Linked DNA regions of Homo sapiens: all the other regions are linked to region 4. A link is an interaction called in ENCODE POLR2A ChIA-PET data of the cell type or tissue named here. Cell type or tissue: GM12878. All regions are shown on one strand. Region 1 has its middle 7.2 kb from the start of C1orf210. Region 2 has its middle 49 kb from the start of CFAP144. Region 3 holds the start of TMEM269 (transmembrane protein 269). Region 4 overlaps SLC2A1 (solute carrier family 2 member 1).

The links. ChIA-PET counts read pairs that join two places held together with the same protein. Peaks named below come from ENCODE experiments on the same cell type or tissue, not always from the same donor. Only the 100,000 strongest peaks of a DNase experiment are listed, where the experiment ranks them.
Region 1: POLR2A ChIA-PET joins it to region 4 with 7 read pairs; 2 of 35 experiments call an interaction of 5 or more read pairs at or near these places.
Region 2: POLR2A ChIA-PET joins it to region 4 with 6 read pairs; 2 of 35 experiments call an interaction of 5 or more read pairs at or near these places.
Region 3: POLR2A ChIA-PET joins it to region 4 with 6 read pairs; 8 of 35 experiments call an interaction of 5 or more read pairs at or near these places.

The regions. Positions count from the first base shown.
Region 1 is chr1:43,290,296-43,295,295 of GRCh38, forward strand. No RefSeq gene overlaps it. Among named protein-coding and RNA genes, the nearest start is that of C1orf210, 7.2 kb to the left of the region's middle. In GM12878, no CTCF peak of the experiment used is centred here; no DNase peak of the experiment used is centred here.
Region 2 is chr1:43,096,217-43,101,216 of GRCh38, forward strand. No RefSeq gene overlaps it. Among named protein-coding and RNA genes, the nearest start is that of CFAP144, 49 kb to the right of the region's middle. In GM12878, no CTCF peak of the experiment used is centred here; no DNase peak of the experiment used is centred here.
Region 3 is chr1:42,780,973-42,785,972 of GRCh38, forward strand. It overlaps TMEM269 (transmembrane protein 269), which reads left to right and starts at 4,019. Exons shown (of 6, transcript NM_001354602.2): 1 at 4,019-4,110. It overlaps TMEM269-DT (TMEM269 divergent transcript), which reads right to left and starts at 3,923. Exons shown (of 4, transcript NR_133055.2): 1 at 3,711-3,923; 2 at 3,030-3,150. RefSeq lists an enhancer at 4,019-4,760. In GM12878, no CTCF peak of the experiment used is centred here; no DNase peak of the experiment used is centred here.
Region 4 is chr1:42,932,835-42,937,834 of GRCh38, forward strand. All of the region lies in intron 2 of SLC2A1 (solute carrier family 2 member 1), which reads right to left. Among named protein-coding and RNA genes, the nearest start is that of SLC2A1, 24 kb to the right of the region's middle. RefSeq lists enhancers at 1,812-2,604, 3,979-4,048. In GM12878, no CTCF peak of the experiment used is centred here; a DNase peak (open chromatin) is centred at 2,618; H3K4me3 peaks cover 902 bases; H3K27ac peaks cover 4,118 bases.

The DNA.
Region 1 (5,000 bases), 360 kb after region 4:
ACTGCCTGATTGGAGTGAAGCATAAGTATGGGACCAGAGGAAGTGGAGACCACACCTCCAAGGAGTTTTGCTATAAAAGGAGCAGAGACATGGGACTGACACTGGAGAGGGGTGTGGGACTAAGGGAGGATTTTGCTTTAAGGGGAGGAGCTGTTAGACCATGTGTGTAATGCTGGCCAGAATAAGCCAAGAGAGACTGGAAATTGATGATGCAGAAGGAAGAGAAGGGACAAGGCAAGTGTGGAGTCCCTGAGGAATCGAGAGGGTGGGGTCAAGTGCACGGGGAGGGTTGGCCTTGGACAGGAGCAGCAGAGTCCCTCTGAGTCAAAGGAGGAAGGTGGCTTAGACAGGTAAAATGCACTAGGTCTGTGATGGGAGCCTTAGGAAGCTTTCCCCTGATGGCTTCTGTTTTTCCCGAGAAATAAGAAGCAGTGTCCTTAGCTGAGTGAACAGCAGGAAGGGGGTGCTGAGGCTGAAGAAGAGAAGAGAAAAGAAGGTGTGAATTCATCACCCCAGAGCGTGGCAGAGAGAATGGGCCCAGGCGTATAATGGGCTTGCCAGACAGCCTCAGGCCTCCTTTAAGGTAGATGGGCATGGTCAGTTAGGGTGTCTGAGTTTTTTCCTCTTCTAGTCCCTCCAAGTGCAGGTGGGGAGAAGATGGAAAGACGGGTTTCACCAAGATTAGGGATTTGCTGGGCAAATATGATAAAGCAAGAAGGGAGTGGGCAAGGGAGCTGAGCTGTAGGCAAGGGAGTGGTTGTAATGATGGCCCACAGTATCTGGTCAGGTTAAAGGGGGAAGTGGGTACAGAGGGGTGCAGAGAACCCAAAAAGGTGGTAGGATCGATGGATTTTAGGATGGGTTGCTGGTGTACTAGAGAGAGTGAGTAGAAAAAATAGAGAAACAGGAGGTGGTGGGCAGATGGTGGCAGAAGGAAATTGAAGTTACACGAGGGATGCAGTTTTGTTTTGTTTTTGGGTTTTTTTTTTTTTTTTTTGAAACAGAGTCTCACTCTGTCACCAGGCTGGAGTGCAATGGCGTGACCTCGGCTCACTGCAACCTCCGACTCCCTGGTTCAAGCGATTCTCCTGCCTCAGCTTCCCGAGTAGCTGGGATTACAGGCACGCGCCACCATGCCCAGCTAATTTTTGTATTTTTAATAGAGACCGTGTTTCACCATGTTGGCCAGGATGGTCTCTATCTCCTGACCTCGTGGTCCACCCACCTCGGCCTCCAAAGTGCTGAGATTACAGGCATGAGCCACTGTGCCTGGCCTGCAGGTTTTGTTTGTTTGTTTGTTTGATTGATTTAAGAGACGGAGTCTCACCTTATCCCAGGCTAGAGTGCAGTGGCACGATCATAGCTTACTGCAGCCTCTGTCTCCTGGGCCCAAGCGATCCTTCCGGGTAGCTGGGACTACAGGCTTGTGCCACCACGCCCAGCTAATTATTTTATTTTTTGGAGACAGGGTCTTGCTTTATTGCCCAGGATGATCTCAAACTCCTGGCCTCAAGCTATCCTCTCACCTCAGCCTCCCAAAGTGCTGGGATTACAGGCCTGAGTCACTGCGCCTGGCTGCATGCAGTTGTTGACAAAGACAAGTCCTAGGATATGAACGATGGAGTGGTCCCAAGGTGCAGTCTACAGACCAGTGATGGTTTTGCTCTTATCCAAAGCACACGATTAACTCAACCTTCAAAATCAGAGGTCTGTAGATAACGTCTGAAAAACTCTGTTAATCAGTGGCAGAGCCAGAATCCAAACTCGGGCTTCTGACTCTCAGTCCAGCACCTTTTCAGTGGCGCAGCAGCTAAGTTCCTCTGCTCCTATGAGTGAAACTGATCATCCAGGTGTTGGACTCCTCAAAATCTTTGGAGTGACACATCGCAATCACTTCCTTTAAAAAAAAATGTGATTATATTTCCTAAGAAAACTCAGGATGCTGCCACCAGAAGATCAGGGAATGGGTGCTGAGCAGGCAAAAAACCGAGGCGCCCTAGCCCCTCCCCACACCTGCTCCCTTCTGCATCAGACACAAGCCCTCCCTGCAGCAGATGGGACTTCTAGCCTGAGGGCCTTCGCCTTAGGGTAGCTGCAGAGCCCTTCTGAGAAGCTGATGAATGCAGGAAAATGCATGTGTGCACCCAATCACAGATATGCTCACAGGCCGGATGCTAATAAGATGCTCCACAAACACTTATTGGATGAATGAATGGTTAGAATTCCAGGCAACTCACTTGCTCGCTCCAGATTAAGAACTGGTGTTATGGGCTGGGCGTGGTGACACACGCCTGTAATCCTAGCACTTTGAGAGGTTGAGGCAGGCCAATCACTTGAGCTCAGGAGCTGGAGATCAGCCTGGATAACATGGCAAAACCCCGTATCTACAAAAATAAAAAATTTTTAAAAAAATTAGCCAGGCATGGTGATGTGTGCCTGTAGTCCCAGCTATCAAGGGGGCTGAGATAGGAGGATCGCTTGAGCCTTGGAGGTCGAGGCTGCAGTGAGCTGTGATCGCACCACTGCACTCCAGCCTGGAAATGAGACTCTGTCTCAAAAAAAAAAAAAAAAAAGGAACTGGTGTTAACACTTTCCACTCTGTGTACAGGGACCTCTGTTCTGTTGTAAGCAGATGCCCCTTTTGAATCGGTAGAGGACACCTTCCTTCTCTTTGTAAGCCTCTGGAGGAAGGCTGCCCATTTCCCAGGCTTCCGGCCTCTTCCAGCCCCAGCCTCCCAGAGAGGAATTAGCCCCTTCTTGGGACTTAGGACTGTCCTTAGGGACACCACACTCTTCCTCCTTCATTCAAACTCCACCTTCCCAGAAGGCTGCCTTTCCCTATTCCTAGTCTGCCCTCCCTGACCTCCTAGACATGCCCTGGCATTGGAAGTCCCACTGAGGGCTGTGCTTGAAGCTTGGTGAAAACGAGCCCTCTGAGCCAGTTATCCCTAAGAAGTCACAGTTCCCTGAGTCAGCTCAAAGGATCTATCCTCAGTGGAGCTTCCCAGGAGACTGAGACTAAGGAATGTTTTGAGACACATCTTCTAAGGTTTCCTCACTTCTTCAGGAGGAGACCAGCCTATCCAGGGCCATGTATGCCATGAAACCCTGAGGGCGAGAGCTCACCAATCCTCATGGGTCACCAACCACACCACCCTGAAACTCCAGTGTGATTATGTCATGGAGCTGCCACATGGGATCTAACCTCAGGTTCATGGGACAATTTCTTCCCAAGCCACCAGCTCCACCTCACTACATCTGACCTAGGAAGATAATTAGATATCACACATGCATGGTGTAACGATGGCAGTCTATGAATCCCCTTGGTTATTATCTCTGGGGTAGCCAGGTCTCGCAAGAACAGAGCTCAGCAGGCCTGCCAGGGACTACCACACCCTCTCCTGAGGATGTCGTGTCCATGCAGCTGGCCAGAGGCCGTAGACCCACTGGACAGAGCTGCCCCACCACGCTGCCCCTCCCAGCCCTGCCTGCCTGGGCCCCAGCAATACCAACGGTCATCTCTGCCACATTCTTGCTTTCTCATGGGGGCCCTGTTAGAAACGGGAAGGGAGGAAAGCTGGTGCCCACCTGAGACCCCCAGCTCTGAGACTCCAGGGGTGTTGGAGCAGTTCCCATAGAGAAATCCTCTGGGGGCAGGCACCACTTAAGTCTGTAGGAGAGGTCTCTCCCCAGGGGAGCAGGAAGCCCACACCTGTGTGCTGGTGCCATAGTTCACTCCAACTCCCCAGTGGGAGCCAGTGTCCCTTCCTTAGGGTGCGGGCAAGGGTGGAGCTGGCAAAGCACCAATATGCCTTCAGGGAGAAAGGGCTAGGGAAAGAGGAGTTGAGACACTGCCTTCAAGCCTTTCCTCATCATCCCTGTGTCACCACGAAATAAATCATGCATCATGAGCACTAATGGACTTGTGTTGTCACTACCTCTTATCCTCAAAGTAAGATTGAAGCCAGGGGTGGTAGCACACACCTATAGTCCCAGCTACTCAGGAAGCTGAGGTGGGAGCATTGCTTGAGCCCAGGAGTTCGAGGCTGCAGTGAGCTATGATTGCGCCACTGCACTCCAGCCTGGGTAATAGAGCGAGACTCTGTCTCTAAAGTAATAGTAATAATAATAATAATAATAAATAAACAAAGTAAGATTGAACAACCAGAAAGCAGCCCCCATGTGTGGCTCCTGCAAAGAATGCGTGGCTGTGGCCCGAGCCAGCTTTGTCTCATAAAATGTGTTTTGTATGCTAAGTAGGCTGCTGTTGTTTGAGGCAGAAGAACAATGAGTCACTTGTGTCATGTGCTATTGGGTGTGCTATTCTTCTAGGATTTCAGAGTGACCTGAGCTAAAGCAAGGACCTGATGGAACTTAAAGGCAAGACATCCTTAAAATTCATGCCTGCCCATCTCTCCTGGTCAGCCCTTGCCTTTTAAAGGGCACCACTCCATCATCACACAGCACAGAGTTGAGCTCATTGTTTTCCAGAATAAAATTTCAGATGCATGCTGGATACAAAAGGATTGTTTTTCTTCAATCATTTTTAAGAGTTTGAAGGATGACATGCAGATGAAAGCAGCCTCCCTGGGTGTGCTGGCCTTCTTCCTGTCTAGGTAGTATAGTCTAACAGGCCTTGGGCATAGTTAAGCTCTCTGGCTGTGGATCAAACTGTCTGGGGTCAAAGCTGAACACCATCACTTAACTAACCTGAGGATGCATCTGTTTCCTCATCTGCAAAATGGGGATCATAATAATGACACCCGGCTGGGTGCGGTGGCTCACGCCTGTCATCCCAGCACTTTGGGAGGCCAAGGAGGGCGGATCACCTGAAGTCGGGAGTTCGAGACGAGCCTGAGCCCGACCAACATGGAGAAACCCCATATCTACTAAAAAAAAATACAAAATTAGCCTGTAATCCCAGCTACTCAGGAGGCTGACGCAGGAGAATGGCTTGGACCCAGGAGGTGGTGGTTGCAGTGAGCCGAGATTGTGCCATT
Region 2 (5,000 bases), 160 kb after region 4:
TTACAAGAAAAAACAAACAACCCCATCAAAAAGTGACAAAGGATACGAAGAGACACTTCTCAAAAGAAGACATTTATGTGGCCAGCAAACATACGAAAAAAAGCTCATCACCACTGGACATTAGAGAAATGCAAATCAAAACCACAATGAGATACCATCTCATGCCAGTTAGAATGGTGATCGCTAAAAAGTCAGGAAACAACAGATGCTGGAGAGGATGTGGAGAAATAGGAATGCTTTTGGACTGTTGGTGGGAGTGTAAATTAGTTCAACCATTGTGGAAGACAGTATGGCAATTCCTCAAGGATCTGGAACTAGAAATGTCATTTGACCCAGCAATCCCATTACTGGGTATATACCCAAAGGATTATAAATCATTCTACTATAAAGACACATGCACACGTACATTTATTGCAGCACCATTCACAATAGCAGATGTGAAACCAACCCAAATGCCCATCAATGATAGACTGGATAAAGAAAATATGGCACATATACACCATGGAATACTATGCAGCCATTAAAAAGGATAAGTTCATGTCCTTTCCAGGGATATGGATGAAGCTGAAAACCATCATTCTCAGCAAACTAACACAGAAAAAGAAAACCAAACACCGCATGTTCTCACTCATAAGCAGGAGTTGAACAGTGAGAACATATGGGCACAGGGAGGGGAATATCACACACCGGGACCTGTTGAGGGGTTGGGGGTGATGGGAGGGATAGCATTAAGAGAAATACCTAATGTAGATGACGGGTTGATGTGTGCAGCAAAACACCATGGCACATGTATACCTATGTAACAAACCTGCAGGTTCTGCACATGTATCCCAGAACTTAAAGTATATATATATATATATATATATATATATATGTATATATATATATATATATATGTGTGTGTGTGTGTGTGTGTGTGTGTGTGTGTTTGTGTGTGTGTGTGTATAACCCTCCAAAAGACTCCTAGATTTGATAAATGACTTCAGTAAGGTTTTAGGATACAAAATCAATGTACAAAAATCACCAGCATTTCTATACATCAATAACAATCAAGCTGAGAAGCAAATCAAGAACTCAATCCATTTACAATGGCTACAAAAATACCTAGGAATACATTTAACCAAGGTGAAAGATCTCTATAATGAAAACTATAAAACAATGATGAAAGAAATTGTAGATGACAGAAAGAAATTCAAAAGTATCCCAGGCTCATGGACTGGAAGAATCAATATAATTAAAATGACCGTACTGCCCAAAGCAATCTGTAATGCAATTCCTATAAATTACCGATATCATTTTTCACAGAATTAGAAAAGAAATCCTAAAACTCATATGGCACCCCATAAAAGCCTGAATAGCTAAAGCAATTCTAAGCAAAAGGCAAAAAGCTGGAGGCATCATATTACCTGACTTCAAGGATATAGTAACTGAAACAGCACGGTACTGATATAAAAATAGACACACAGATCAATGGAACAGAACAGAGAACTCAGAAATAAAGCCACATACCTAGAAGCAACTGATTTTTTACAAAGTCAACAAAAATATACACTGGGGAAATGGCATCCTATTCAATAAACGGTGCTGGGAAAATTAGATAGCCACATGCAGAAGAATGGAGGAAGGCCCATATCTCTCACCACATACAAAAGTTAACTCAAGATGTGTTAAAGACTTAAAAGTAAGACCTGAAACTGCAAAAATCCTAGAAGAAAACCCACAAAAAACTCTTCTGGATATTGGCCTAGGCAAACCACTTATGACTAAGACCTCAAAAGCAAATGCAACAAAACAAAAAATAGACAAATGAGACTTAATTAAACTGAAAAGATTCTGCACAGCAAAAGAAAAAATTGACGGAGTAAACAGACAACCTACAGAATGGGAGAAAATATTTTCAAACAATGCATCCAACAAAGGACTAATTTTCAGAATCTACAAGGAACTCAAACAGTTCAACAAGAAAAAAACAACCCCATCAAAAGTGGGCAAAGACATGAACAGACATTTTTAAAAAGAAGATATACAAGTGGCTAAAAAACATACAGAAAATGCTCAACATCACTAGTAAGATGAGAAATGCAAATTAAAACCACTATGAGATACCATCTTACACCAGTCAGAATGGTTATTATTAAAAAGACAAAAAAGAACAGATGTTGACGTGGGTGTGGAGAAAAGGGAATGCTTATACACTGTTGGTGGGAATGTAAATTAGTACAACCTTTGTGGAAAACAGTATGAAGATTCCTCAAGGAGCTAAAAATAGAACTACCATTCTATCCAGCAGTCTCACTACTGGGTATCTACCCAAGGAAAATAAATAATTTTATAAAAAAGACAACTGCACTTGTACGTTTATCACTACACTATTCAGAATAACAAAGTCTTGGAATCAACCTAAGTGTCCGTCAGTAATGACTGGATATATACCATGAAATACTGTGTAGCTGTAAAATGAATGAAATGGTGTCTTTTGCAGCAACATGGATGAAACTGGAGGTCACTGTCCTAAACGAAATAACTCAGAAACAGAAAGTCAAATACCTCACGTTCTCACTTATAAATGGGAGCTAAACAATGCGTTCACATGGACATACAGAGTGGAATAATAGACATTGGTCCCTCCAAAATGTGGGAGGGTGGGAGGAAGGTGAGGGGTGAAAATTTATCTACTGGGCACAATGTGCACTATTTGGGTTATGGGTATGCTAAAAGCCTAGACTTTACCACTACACAGTATATTCATGTAACAAAAGTGCACTTCTACCCTCTAAATCTATAAAATAAAAATTAAAATGAAAGAAATGAATTAAGGATCAGAAACTTGCTTTGCATCGCATGGTTGGTGAGTGATGATGACACCAGGAATCAGATCCAGGACTTCCCAGCTCCATAGCCCATGCTTTTTACACTTACATTGCAAAGCCCACTTCAACCAAATTTCTCTGATTCCTCACATCCTCTTCTCGCACAATTTATACCCCAAAATAAGCCAACCTTTCCTGGATGAACTCTTAGCCATGGCTTCCTCAGGCTAAAGTTTTGAAGCATGGCAGGTTAGCAGAGCCAAAAGATAGTTGGGTTTTGCTTTAAGTGTTTTCTCAAGTTGTTAAAACTGGCTCTCAAATTGGTATCTTTAATTAGTAACTGAATTTACTAATATTGTATAAGGTTTGTGAATTCAGAGTGAGTAGAACATTGCCTTTTCTTTGCTTATTTGCCTTATTATAGAATTTCCAAAGTTTATCTTGGTCATAACTCCTGACTTGGGGCCTTCAAGTGATATTAGGCCCCTGAGAGTAATTCTCCTTTGAATCCAGAGCCTTCTGATCTTATGAAAAAGGAGATGTTTGTCTTTCCCTAGACTTTTTTTTTTTTTTTTTTTTTGAGATGGAGTCTCACTCTGTCGCCCAGGTTGGAGAGCAGTGGCTCCAGCTTGGCTCACTGCAGCCTCTGCCTCTTGGGTTCAAGTGATTCTTGTGCCTCAGCCTCCCGAGTAGCTGAGATTTCTCTAGACTTCTTGTGTCTTTCTTGTGGTAGAAGCAGGAAAAAAAAAAGAATTAAAATTGTTACAGCATATGAAAAAAAATCTCAGGACTAGGTTCCCTAGAATTTGGAAACTTTTGTTTATGATTTTTTTCTTCTTTTTTTGGGAAACATTTCTGGTTTCTCTCATCAGGAAGTTTGTTTATATATACAATAGTTAGTTGCATGGGTAGTAGGTTGTGTTTAGCAATGTCCCTGAGTGTGGCTCACCAAGGGGTTGGCATTTGGTTTAGCTTTTGCAGGTGAGGTGTTCTTAGGAACTTTGATATTGATTGAAGATTTGGAGGTGATCAGAGGTGAGTTCATTGCAGCAAAGAATATTGTCGCATAGGTTAGTTTACTCTCTTTTTTCTTCTTATATGTGTGTGTTTCTTTATTTTTAGCCTGTTCTTGCTATGTGATTATTTATTATGATTCCTGCTGCCTAGCATCAATTCTTCTCTATTTTCCAATCCTCATTCTCCAGCCTTTTATTATTTCTGTTAACCCCAATAACTTCCCTTATTGCTTAAAAAAAGCTCTTTCATATCAACAGCCCTGATACAATTATTGCTGGTATATATAGCAAAACTATTGACTTCAATACTTTATTTTATTTTATTTTATTTTTTTGAGACAGGGTCTCACTCTGTCACCCAGACTGGAGTGCAGTGGTGCAACCATGGCTCACTGCAGCCTAGACCTCCTGGACTCAAGCAATCTTCCTGCCTTGGCCTCCCAAAGTGCCAGGATTACAGCTGTGAGCTACCATGACAGGCTTTATATGTTATTTTTATATCAGGCCATCTCACTAAACACTCCGTTTCAATGCTTGTCCTGAATTTTGAATGTTAATTCTAATAGTTTTCTCCATTGATTACCCTGCCTCAGAATTTCTGGCTATTCAGATTATCTGCAAACAATCTATAAGTAAGAGAAAATTTTTGTCTCTTATTTTCTTAAATTTGTGCCTCTTGCTTCTTGCTCTTGTATTGAGTAAGACATCCAGAAAAATACTGAATAGAGGAGTGACAGAATGAGATTTGCTGTAGTTTTTAGTTTTGGATACATATAAGGCTTACTTATATTTCTAGATTACTAAGCATTTTTAAAAGAAGTCAGTGTTGAATTTTATGGAATGTCTTTTCAGCAACAATTAAGTTGATCATGGTTTTTCTCTTTTCCTAGGTTAAACCATCCTAACATTTCAGTGTTGATAGTAGTGGTAATCATAGCATTGATACTTGACGTTTATCAAGTGTTATTATGCCATTCAGTATTCTTAGTTCTTTATGCTCAACTTAGCATCATAACTCTTTTACAACATGTTTGGATGTCGCTCTTCTGGCCAGAAGCCTCTGTGGCCCATGGCACCTTTGCCCAATTTTTGCTTGGGCCGCTGGGCTCATTCTGCCCACTTGATCTGGCAGGCTGCACTTGGCTCATGTTACCCAGCTGGATCCTATGCCTGC
Region 3 (5,000 bases), 150 kb before region 4:
CTTGAGTTCATCCCCAAAACCTGTTTCACCACCAGGCCTCTCTCTTTCCATCAGCACCTGTCTCACACTGTTGTGGCAGCCACAACAAGAATGACCTAAGTCATTCTTGATTTCTCTTGTTCTCCCCATACCAGTCAGCAAGTCCCAGCTCTGCCTTCAAAATGTATCCCAAATGTGACTGCTTCTCTTCACCTCACCCCTTTCCCCCTTAGTCCAAGCCACCAACATGTTCAGCCTGGACAATGCAGTGATCTCCTAACTTGCCTCCCTGCTTCCACAGAGGCTGTCAGCAGCATCTTTTAAAACTACAAGGCCAGGCACGGTGGCTCATGCCTGTAATCCCAGCACTTTGGGAGGGTGAAGCGGGCGGATCACGAGGTCAGGAGATCGAGACCATCCTGGCTAACACGGTGAAACCCCGTCTCTACTAAAAATACAGAAAATTAGCTGGGCGTGGTGGCGGGTGCCTGTAGTCCCAGCTACTCGGGAGGCTGAGGGAGGAGAATGGCGTGAACCCGGGAGGCGGAGCTTACAGTGAGCAGAGATCGTGCCACTGCACTCCAGCCTGGGCCACAGAGCGAGACTCCGTCTCAAAACAAACAAACAAACTACAAGCCAGATCACAACACTTCTGTTAAAAAAAAAAATCCCAGAATTTCTCATTTCTTCCCTAGATTCTATGTGATCTGCCACTCTCAGGACTCAGCATGTTCCTGCTTTGCTGACCTTGCTGTTCTTCCCACACACCAAGCTCATTGCCGCTCATTTACATTTGCTGTCTCATCTGCTTGGAGCATTGCCTCCAGGGTCTTTGCAGGTTTGTGTCTTCTCATCCTTTAGGTCCCTGCTGAAATACCACTTCCCTGATTACCCTATCAGAAATACCAACCCTTCTCACATTAAAGTGGTTCTGATTCTGCTTTGTTTTCCACAGCATTTAGCACAACCAGAAATGATTTATGTTTTGCTTCTGTTTATAAGTTCTCTGATTATAAGTTCTGTGAGGACAGAGACTGTCTTTGTCTTGTTTACTGCTGTCTCGAGCATCTAAAATAGTGCCTGGCGCATGATAAACACTCTTAATAATGAATAAGTGGGCCAGGCATGGTAGCTTATGCCTGTAATCCCAGCACTTTGGGAGGCCAAGGCAGGCAGATCACTTGAGGTCAGGAGTTCAAGACCAGCCTGGCCACCAGGGTGAAACCCCCATCTCTACTAAAAATATAAAAATCAGTTGAGTGTGGTGGCGGGCACCTGTAATCCCAGCTACTCAGGGGGCTGAGGCCTGAGAATTGCTTGAACCTGGGAGGCGGAGGTTGCAGTGAGCCGAGATTGTGCCACTGCACTGCAGCCTGGGCGACAGAGTGAGACTCCACTTCAAAAAAAAAAAAAAAAAAAAGAAAGAAAAAAAGAATAAATCAATGGATGGACATCTGCAGCTCTGCACCTATATCCTGTGAAGGATCCAAGTCAATGCAGTTAATAGAAATATAATGTGAGCCACATGTGTGATCTAAATTTTTCCAGTAGCTACATCAAAAAGTAAAAAGTGAAATTAACTTTAAGAATACATTTTATCACCAGGTGCAGTGGCTCATGCCTATAATCTCAGCACTTTGGGACTCTGAGGCAGGAGGATCGCTTGAGCCTAAGAGTTCAAGACCAACCTGGCCAACATAGGGAGATCTCATCTCTACAAAAAATACAAACATTAGCCAGGCATGGTGGCATGTGCCTGTGGTCCCAGCTACTTGGGAGGCTGAGGTAGGAGGATTGCTTGAGCCCGGGAGGTCCAGGCTGCTTTGAGCCATGATCATGTCACTGCATTCCAGCATGGGTGACAGAGTGAGACCCTGTCTCAAAAAAATAAATACATACATACATTTTATCTAACCCAACATATCCAAACTATTAGCATTTCAACAAATTACTAAAAGAAATTATTTTACATTCTTTTTTAAACTAAGCATTCAAACTTTGGTATGTACTTTATACTTACAGCACGTCTCAATTCAGACTAGCCACCTTTCAAGTGCTCAGTAGCCACATGTGGCTGCTGGCTACCATATTAGCACAAGTGTAAGTAGCCTAACTTACTGTTCCTGTTCTGTACTTCCTGTGAGATCCAGAATGAGGGAAGCTAGAAACTTCTGTTAGGGGGGTATCTTTCTCAGCTACCCTGCTTCCTTCCCCTCTCCTGAAGGAAACTTTGGGGATGTCCAGGTTAATAGATGTATGATCATATCCTTAGATTAATAATGCTAATAATTGAGCTTCTACTCTCTGTCAAGCATATAATCTCATTTAATTCTGACAACAATCCCATTTTACAGATTAGGAAACAGGTTCAGAAAAAGTAACTTGTTCATGTTTATACATCTGGTAAGTGTTAACGCTGGAATGTAAACTTGGTTTAAAGGTAAGCTGGTATAATCATTACGCTACAATTTTTAACTTGCCACTCTTTTTTTTTTTTTTTTCTGAGATGGAGTCTAGCTTTGTCACCCAGGCTGGAGTGCAGTGGTGCAATCTCGGCTCACTGCAGCCTCCGCCTCCCAGGTTCAAGCATTCTCCTGCCTCAGCCTCCCGAGTAGCTGGATCTACAGGCACGCACTGCCACACCCGGCCAATTTTTTTTTTGTATTTTTAGTAGAGACAGGGTTTCACCATGTTGGCTAGGATGGTCTTGATCTCCTGACCTCGTGATCTGCCTGCCTTGGCCTCCCAAAGTGCTGGGATTACAGGTGTGAGCTACCATGCCTGGCTAATTTGCCACTTTAATGGGCCACATGGCAGGGAGCAATGAAGAGAAACACGTGGATGGTCAAAGGAAGCTGGCCTGACTCAGGCTGGGGCGTGTAGCAAACCTTTTGTTGCCTCCGCCCGGTTTCTCACACACCCTAGGTCTGACTTTGGTATCACTGTTTTCAGGTCTCAGCTCCACTAATTATTAATGGTGTGTTCTTCAGTAGAATCAGCTGTCTGATCCCCTACTTCCTCTTCTGTAGGATGGGAATGCTAACACTAACCTCAGGTTAGCTGAGAAGTTCCAGTGACATGATGAGAATGTCTGTACAACATGTAGCCCAGTACTTGCTGTGTGGTGTTCTCAGAACATGCTTGGTCTTAAACTCCTCTTTCCCGGGCTGGCTGCAAGGAGAGGCAAAGTGTCACTTGACCTTCTAGCTCCCTTGCCCTTTTATATTCTCCTGTGGGGTCCTCACAGTGATCCCTGCTCCAGTGTCGCTTCCGGTGGACTGGTGAGGATGGGGCACTATCTGAGAACCCATGCCTGAAATCCTTACCCAATACCAAAAAGTTTCTTTCTGTAGCACTTTGTCAGCCCAGCTGCCAAAGATAGTCACCTCTGAGATGCTCTTATCCCCTCCCTCTCGCTGCTCTCACCCGTGGGAGTCCATCTCACATGGGCTCCTGAGGGGGCTCCTTCTTCCCATCCCATCTGTTGCTCACCTGCCTCCTGCCCTGCGGGATTGCAGATCCTTCCTCCACAATGCCTGCCAGGTTAGTCTTCCTGAAACAACCTGACCATGTCACCTTCCTACTGAAAAACTTTTCTTCAGGAATTGAATCCAAATTCCTTAGCTTGTCATTCATCCAAATAGTATTCCTATGTGCCTATGCCCTTCCTATAGGCACAGCGAACAGTAGCGAAGCAAACGTACAAGCAGCCCTGCCCGCGTGGAGCTTACCTCTAGGGGCCCAGGAGAGGCTGGGCCCAGCATCCCGGCACAGCCTCGCCTCCCCAGCGCATTTCCCGCCCCACTCCGGGCCCACGCGCCTGGGCCCGCCGTCTCCACCATGAAGCCTTCCCAGCCTGGCCCAGGTAGAGGAGACGTCCCCTTCCCTGGGACTCCTCCATTCCCCACCGCCCCCACTACAAGACCTGGGCTCCCCTGGAAACTGAGGCCCTTCTCCCCGACTACAGACCCGCAACCCCTCCCCTGCTCTGAGGATTGTGAGCTAAGAGCTAGGGTGGGAGTGAGAGGCGCTCCTCGCTAGGGCTGGCCCCCTCCACCGCACAGGAAACGGGGCAGGAGGGCGGACCCCCATCTCATGTAGGAATGCCGTGTCCCCAGGGTGAGCCCTCAGGTGAGCCTCCGCGGCCGCGTGGAAGGGGCGAGAAGGGCGCTGCCCGGGTGCTGTCGGCGACCAGCCCGGCTCCATCTTCCCGATGTGGTCGCGGCTGAAGCCGGGCCTGGGCATTCTCGGGACAGCCAGAGTGGGCCAGGGGACCACGTCCCATCCCCAGAGGCCGGCCCTCCGTCGGAGGGTTTCCAGCCTCCAGGAAAGGAGCGGGGGCTGGGAGGGGAGGGGGTCTGTAACTGGCATGAGCGGCGTCGTCGCCGTGCCTGTGCCACGCGTGTCGCCGGCTGGAGAGCTCCGCCTGGATGGTTTCACTCCGCGGAGGCGCCGCCCCGCCACTCAGTTAGAAACCTCAGAGCCATATTCAACTCTCGTCTCCTCTGCAGCACCACTGCCACAGCCCTGCTTTTCTCCTCACGTCCACCCTCCTCGCCCCCACCCCCGTCTCCTGGCCGGTTTCCTTTTCTGCAGTTTGCCGCCTCCAAGCCGCCCTGCGCTTCCTGCCCGTGTCTGACAAAGACTCTGCTCCCTTACTGAACACCACAGTGCCCGCCACGGGCTGCCACTCAAGGTCACATCCGCACGACCACCCCCTGCAGCCTACCTGCCAGTGTCATCTCTGGTCACCCCTCCCTCCCAGGATCCATCTCCTCATCGTGCTTCCGCACCTGCGGTTCATTCCCTGGGCCAAGAATGTCCCTCCTAATTCTTTGTTCATCCTTAGAGACCCTGATAAATGTCACCACAGGAGTGGAACCTTCCCCTGCCCCACCCCAGACTTAGTCTCTCCACAACAGCTTGCACATCCCCTTGTCCAACATTACACTTGTCCCTACACACAGCTGCCTCCTCTACCAGACTCTGAGCTGCTGGAGTGTGCGGCCTGGCTCTTGTTC
Region 4 (5,000 bases):
CTGTCACAACCTGTCCCAAGTCAGCAGGCATCTGATGGAGGCCAGGCTCCAAGGGGCGAGGACAGTTGGTAGGGCAGAGGCAAGCCCTAAGGATCTGCTTGTCCGTTCCAAGGACGCCATGCAGGGCAGTGAATAGAAACCTGAACTCTGATTCTGGACACAACTAAATTCAGGTCCTAGCTCCACCCCTTATTTCCAGTGTGACCATGAGCAAGTTATTTCATCTGTGAGTTTCCATGGCCCCATTTCTAAAGTGCAGACATTAGCAGGAGCTGCTTCACAGTGCTGCAGGGAATCAGTGAAACAGTGCTTGGTGTCATCATCCCTAAAATCACCCCACTGCACACTGGTGGCCTGAAGGCTGTGCAGACCACTAACAGAGTCTCCCCAAGCCTTCAACCCGTAACTCAAAATCGGGGCTCCTGCCAGGTATCAATCCAATCTCCCTACCTACCACACCTTTGCACTCACTACACACCATCTCCCACCCCTCTACGCCTTTGAGATGCTACTACTCCTGCCTGGAAGGTACCCCTGGCCTTATTGCTGAAACCTTTCGAGATCCAGGTTTCCCTGACTCCAGGAGTTTGTCTTCCCTGAGGAAGACAGTTGATTCACACCATGGTCTGTCCCAGAGCCAGTGCCAGGGATACCTGGTGAGGAAATGGAGGAATCGAACCAAAGGTGTTAGGCTCTCCTCTTAGAACCCCTTGATTCTGCTGGGGGCAGACAGAAGGCAGATTTTGACAAAAAACAGAGTAACAAAATGCAAAGTGTTCTTCTGTGGACGAAACTAACCCCAGAGGAGGACTGGTTGGGAACGGTAATGCCCCGTTTATCAGGCTCCACCAAGAACAGGCTGCTCTGAATGAGGGTGGATATGGGAACGGTCCAGATAAATGGCGCTTGCCCTTCTGAGGGTCCAATCTTTCCTGACCCATTATGGGGTGAAAATGTGAAGAGATTTCACTTTGCTCTCCTGAGCAACCAGACCTACAAGCAGGGCTGCAGGGCAATGGTGTCTGCCCTTGGGGCTCTCTCCAGGGGCAAGGAGAGGTGTTTGTCCCTGTGCAGACTGGCTCCTGATGGCTAAATTTCTGCATTCCATAGTTCTAAGGTATTCCCCCAACCCTCTGTGGTTCAGAGGCTTGTCTTGTACAACTCTCCACACCTCTTTTGAAATTTGCCAAGAAGTCAGCAAATGGAATTTGTTTGAATTGTATACAAAGAAAGAGTAAATAGGTGCTAAGTAAGGCTTGAAACTACCTAAATAAGCTTGAAGATCTCTTGAGATGTTGGGGCAACTGACAAGAGGGCTGTGTGTAAGTGAGGTGTGACCAGAGCTCCACCCTGAGTTACGTCTCCTGCCTGTGGTCACACAGTCAAAGGGACCCAACCTTGTCCAGGGCTGGCTCCTGGACGCTGCCTAGCTGCTCTGTTACTCAGACCACTTTATGGGGTGGAGGAAGGGTGAGCAGCCAGCTCTCTGCATGTTCACCTTGGCCTAGACCCATCCTCTCCAGCCCACAGCAGCACTTCCTGGCCAAGCTGAGGCTGGGGAGTGGGTTTCTGCCTCTTGATGCCTGAGATTTCTGGGAAGAAGCCACGCCTGGTTTTCCAATTCCTACTGCTGGTTCCGGTGCTCTGTGCCCTCTCCTCCCTGGGGATTCGTATGGGGTTCCACGCTGACTCTTGGCCCAGGAAAGGCAGGGGGATGCTGGAGAATGAGAAGAACCCTACATGGGGAAAAGCTCTGGGGTCACATCCTCCCTAGAAGTGTCTGGGTGCACCTCAGGAAAGAAGAGTCTACTTATTATGCCCTGACAGGATCCCACAGGCCCAATCCCGCCGGCTCCCAGCAGCCTCCGCAACCCTGGGTCATGTGTGAGGTGAGACCTGGCACGTGCCTGTTCTGAACGCTCCCACCTCACATGCCCGTCCCAAGCTTAGGATTTAAACACTTGATGCTGCCACCACCCCACATCCATCCATCACCAGGTCCTCTCGATTCTGCCTCCGAGTCTGTCCTACTTCTCTACCCAGGCAGCCTGCCCTGGGTCTCATCTGGATTCTGCTCCCGACTCTTCCTATCCACCAAAGTCAGACCCCATTTCCCACAGTGAACCACCCCTCAGAATGCAGTCGGAGTCCTGCACACCAAATGTGCCAGGCTCGGCCATCCACCCGCTTCTCTGCTCCCTTCCCAGCCCAGTCTCTTCACCCAGCTGTGGAGTCTGGGTGGCGGCAAGCGTGTTGAGGAGGGAGGAGCGGTTCTGGTTAGTTCCTGGGGGGACTGCCATGGTGTCGGCCAGCCTAGAGCTGAGGGGCTACTACAGATCTCTGTCCAGGTGCCTCACTGAGCCTAGAGGACACCCACCATGGAGACCACCCTGGAGAAGCAGGTTGACTCTGGGCAGCTGAGATCCTTTGAACCGGATGGCTTCTGGTACGCGAAGCTATTCCTCACCCGGTGGCTCTCCTGGGGTGAGGGGGAGGCCTGCCCAAGCCTAAGGACACCTGGGAATCCCCACACCACCTCCCGCCAGTCGAGGCAACTGTGGGTGAGACTACATGTCTGCCCATCTGCCAAGGAACTTCTCACTTCCCCTTTGTAGAGGGGCATGAGGCGGCGAACACTGCCTGGCACATGGGTAAGCTGTTACTGCTGTCACTGTTGCTCTCTCAAGAAAAGAAGTCACCACTTTCGGAGGAGCCTTAGGGACAAGGTTTTCCATTTTGAAATTGCCAGAAATCATTACCCTAAGAATGTAAGAGTAAGGAGGAACCTGAAGGAACTACGGGCCTGCCTCAGGGAATAAAGCTAGTCTCCAGACCCTGCTCGGCTGCTCCTGGCAGAGGAACCCAGCACTCTGTAGCCCCAGAGGGCAGAGGTGCCAGGGCCAGACTCCAGCTCAGGGGAAGGAAGAGCTTTATAGACTTCAGGGTATGAGGCTGCCCACCTTACAGGTGGTGAGTTCCCTGTAAGTAGGGAGCATGCAAGTCAAAGTGCTCCAGAGCCGGACTGGGGTAAACATTTTATGTAAAAGGCTAGCTAGAATCCATTAGGTAGGGTCTGTGAGCCACATATGGCCTCTGTCACTCATTGTTCTTTTTTTCTCAACCTTGTAAAAATGTAAAAACCATTGTTAGCTCATGGGTTGCACAAAAACAGGCTGCTGGCTGGATGTGGCCCTCCTGCCAACCCTTGATCTAGGATTCTAGACCACTGCCAGGAGGGGTATGCGTTTTGGAACCTCTGGCTGGTCTCACCATCCTTCCCTCTAGACATTCCTTTACCCCAGGAGGACTAGGTCAGTTAGGTCATCCCCAGCAGGGATCCCTGGGCCAGGTTTAGGCTCGGTCTCAACTCTCCCTGTGCTCTACGGGATGCTATTGTGGGGAAGAAGGGGCTAAACTGCCAGCCAAGCTTTCAGCGCCAGTTACAAGGAGGAAAGGGCCAGCTTCTCCGGCTTAGCCTCTCAGCCTGGCCTTCACCCCTGTTCCTTGCCTGCCCCTGTCTTCCAGTTGGGGCTGGCCCCACACTGCCCTTCCCACAAGCTCTCAGCCCAGGGCCTTCATCTCCACAGCAACTCTCAGCCACACCCCAGGGTGAGCTGGGAGATTGGAGCCAGATGTTCCAGGTGGGGCTGGACAGATAACCCTGCCCACTGGGTCCCCTGGGGCCTCACTTTGGGGCCTGGGGGAAGAGGCCCAGGTTGGGGCTAGAGCTGGGCCCCAACCCCCCTGCAGAGGGCTGGACCACCCAGGCTGCTTCCCTGGAACAGCCCTGACATGGCTAGCCTCCAAACCAAGGCCAGGCCAGGCCAGGCCTCCCGGTAGACAGAGGAATCATCCCACTGCCGTGGCCACACCCGAAGCCCTTCTCAGCTCTTGCAATAAAGTGTCTCCTCTACCCCAACTATGACTCACAAGGCACACGCAGTGACTCCCTCATACGACCTAGACACCTCACACCTTTGCTTGGGCCTAATCACCTTTCAGAACATGCACAGATACTCCTCTGGAAAGCCTTCCTCCCGAGAACCACCCCTCCCACTCCACTGCAACTGGTTCTCAAACAGAGACGGCTTTGGTACCCCATAGGACATCTGCCAATGCCCAGAGACATTTTTGGTTGCCACACTGGCTACTGGTATCTAGAGGGCAGAAGCCAAGGATGCTGATAAACATCCTCCAATGCATGGGACAGGCCTCTACAACACCAGCAGAAACATCACAGTGCCAAGCTGAGAAACCCTGCTCTAAGGGCGAAGCACCCTCTCCCTCTTCCTTCCCTGCTCCCACTGTGCTTGCTCGCATTTCCATCATCGCCTTTAGAAGACTAACTGTAAGGTACCGTGTGCTCCCTGTACAGTAAACCTCAGCACGGAGATGGTCTGTCTGATGCATCCATGTTGCTGGTGCCCAGCACGGTGGTGGAGGTGCAGAGTTGACACTAAATGACCAACAAGCCATGAATCTAACTGAAGGGCTTGAGGGGTGATGTGATATGACAGGGTGTGATGGTGTAAGAGATTGTGCAACTGTGTGTGGGAAACCTGAGATGTTGGTACATGACTGAGCTTGACTCAGCTCCAAAGTGAGACCACACACTGCCAGCTAGGTGGCAGTTGTAGGTGAGTGAAAGGGTGTTTAGGTGCCCATCTGGGACTGTGTCCATCTTCCACAATGGTCAAGGGCACAGACTAGGGCCAGACTCCCCGGAGTTACATTGCAGCCTTGCCACTTACTAGCTGTGTGTCCTTGCTTTAATTGCTTAACATTCCTGTGCCCCAGTTTCTTATAGAGCAGGGAAAATTATGGTGTCTGCCTAATGGGGTTATTTTGAAGAACAACTGAATTACTATTTCTAGAGTATGTATAACAATGCCTGGGCAAGCTATAAGTAAGCAGTAAGGGTTTATGGTAGTGGTGACGGGTGAAGGGGAGAGAGGACTAGAACTCTTTGGATATAGGAGAGAGAAGGAGAGGCTGCCTAG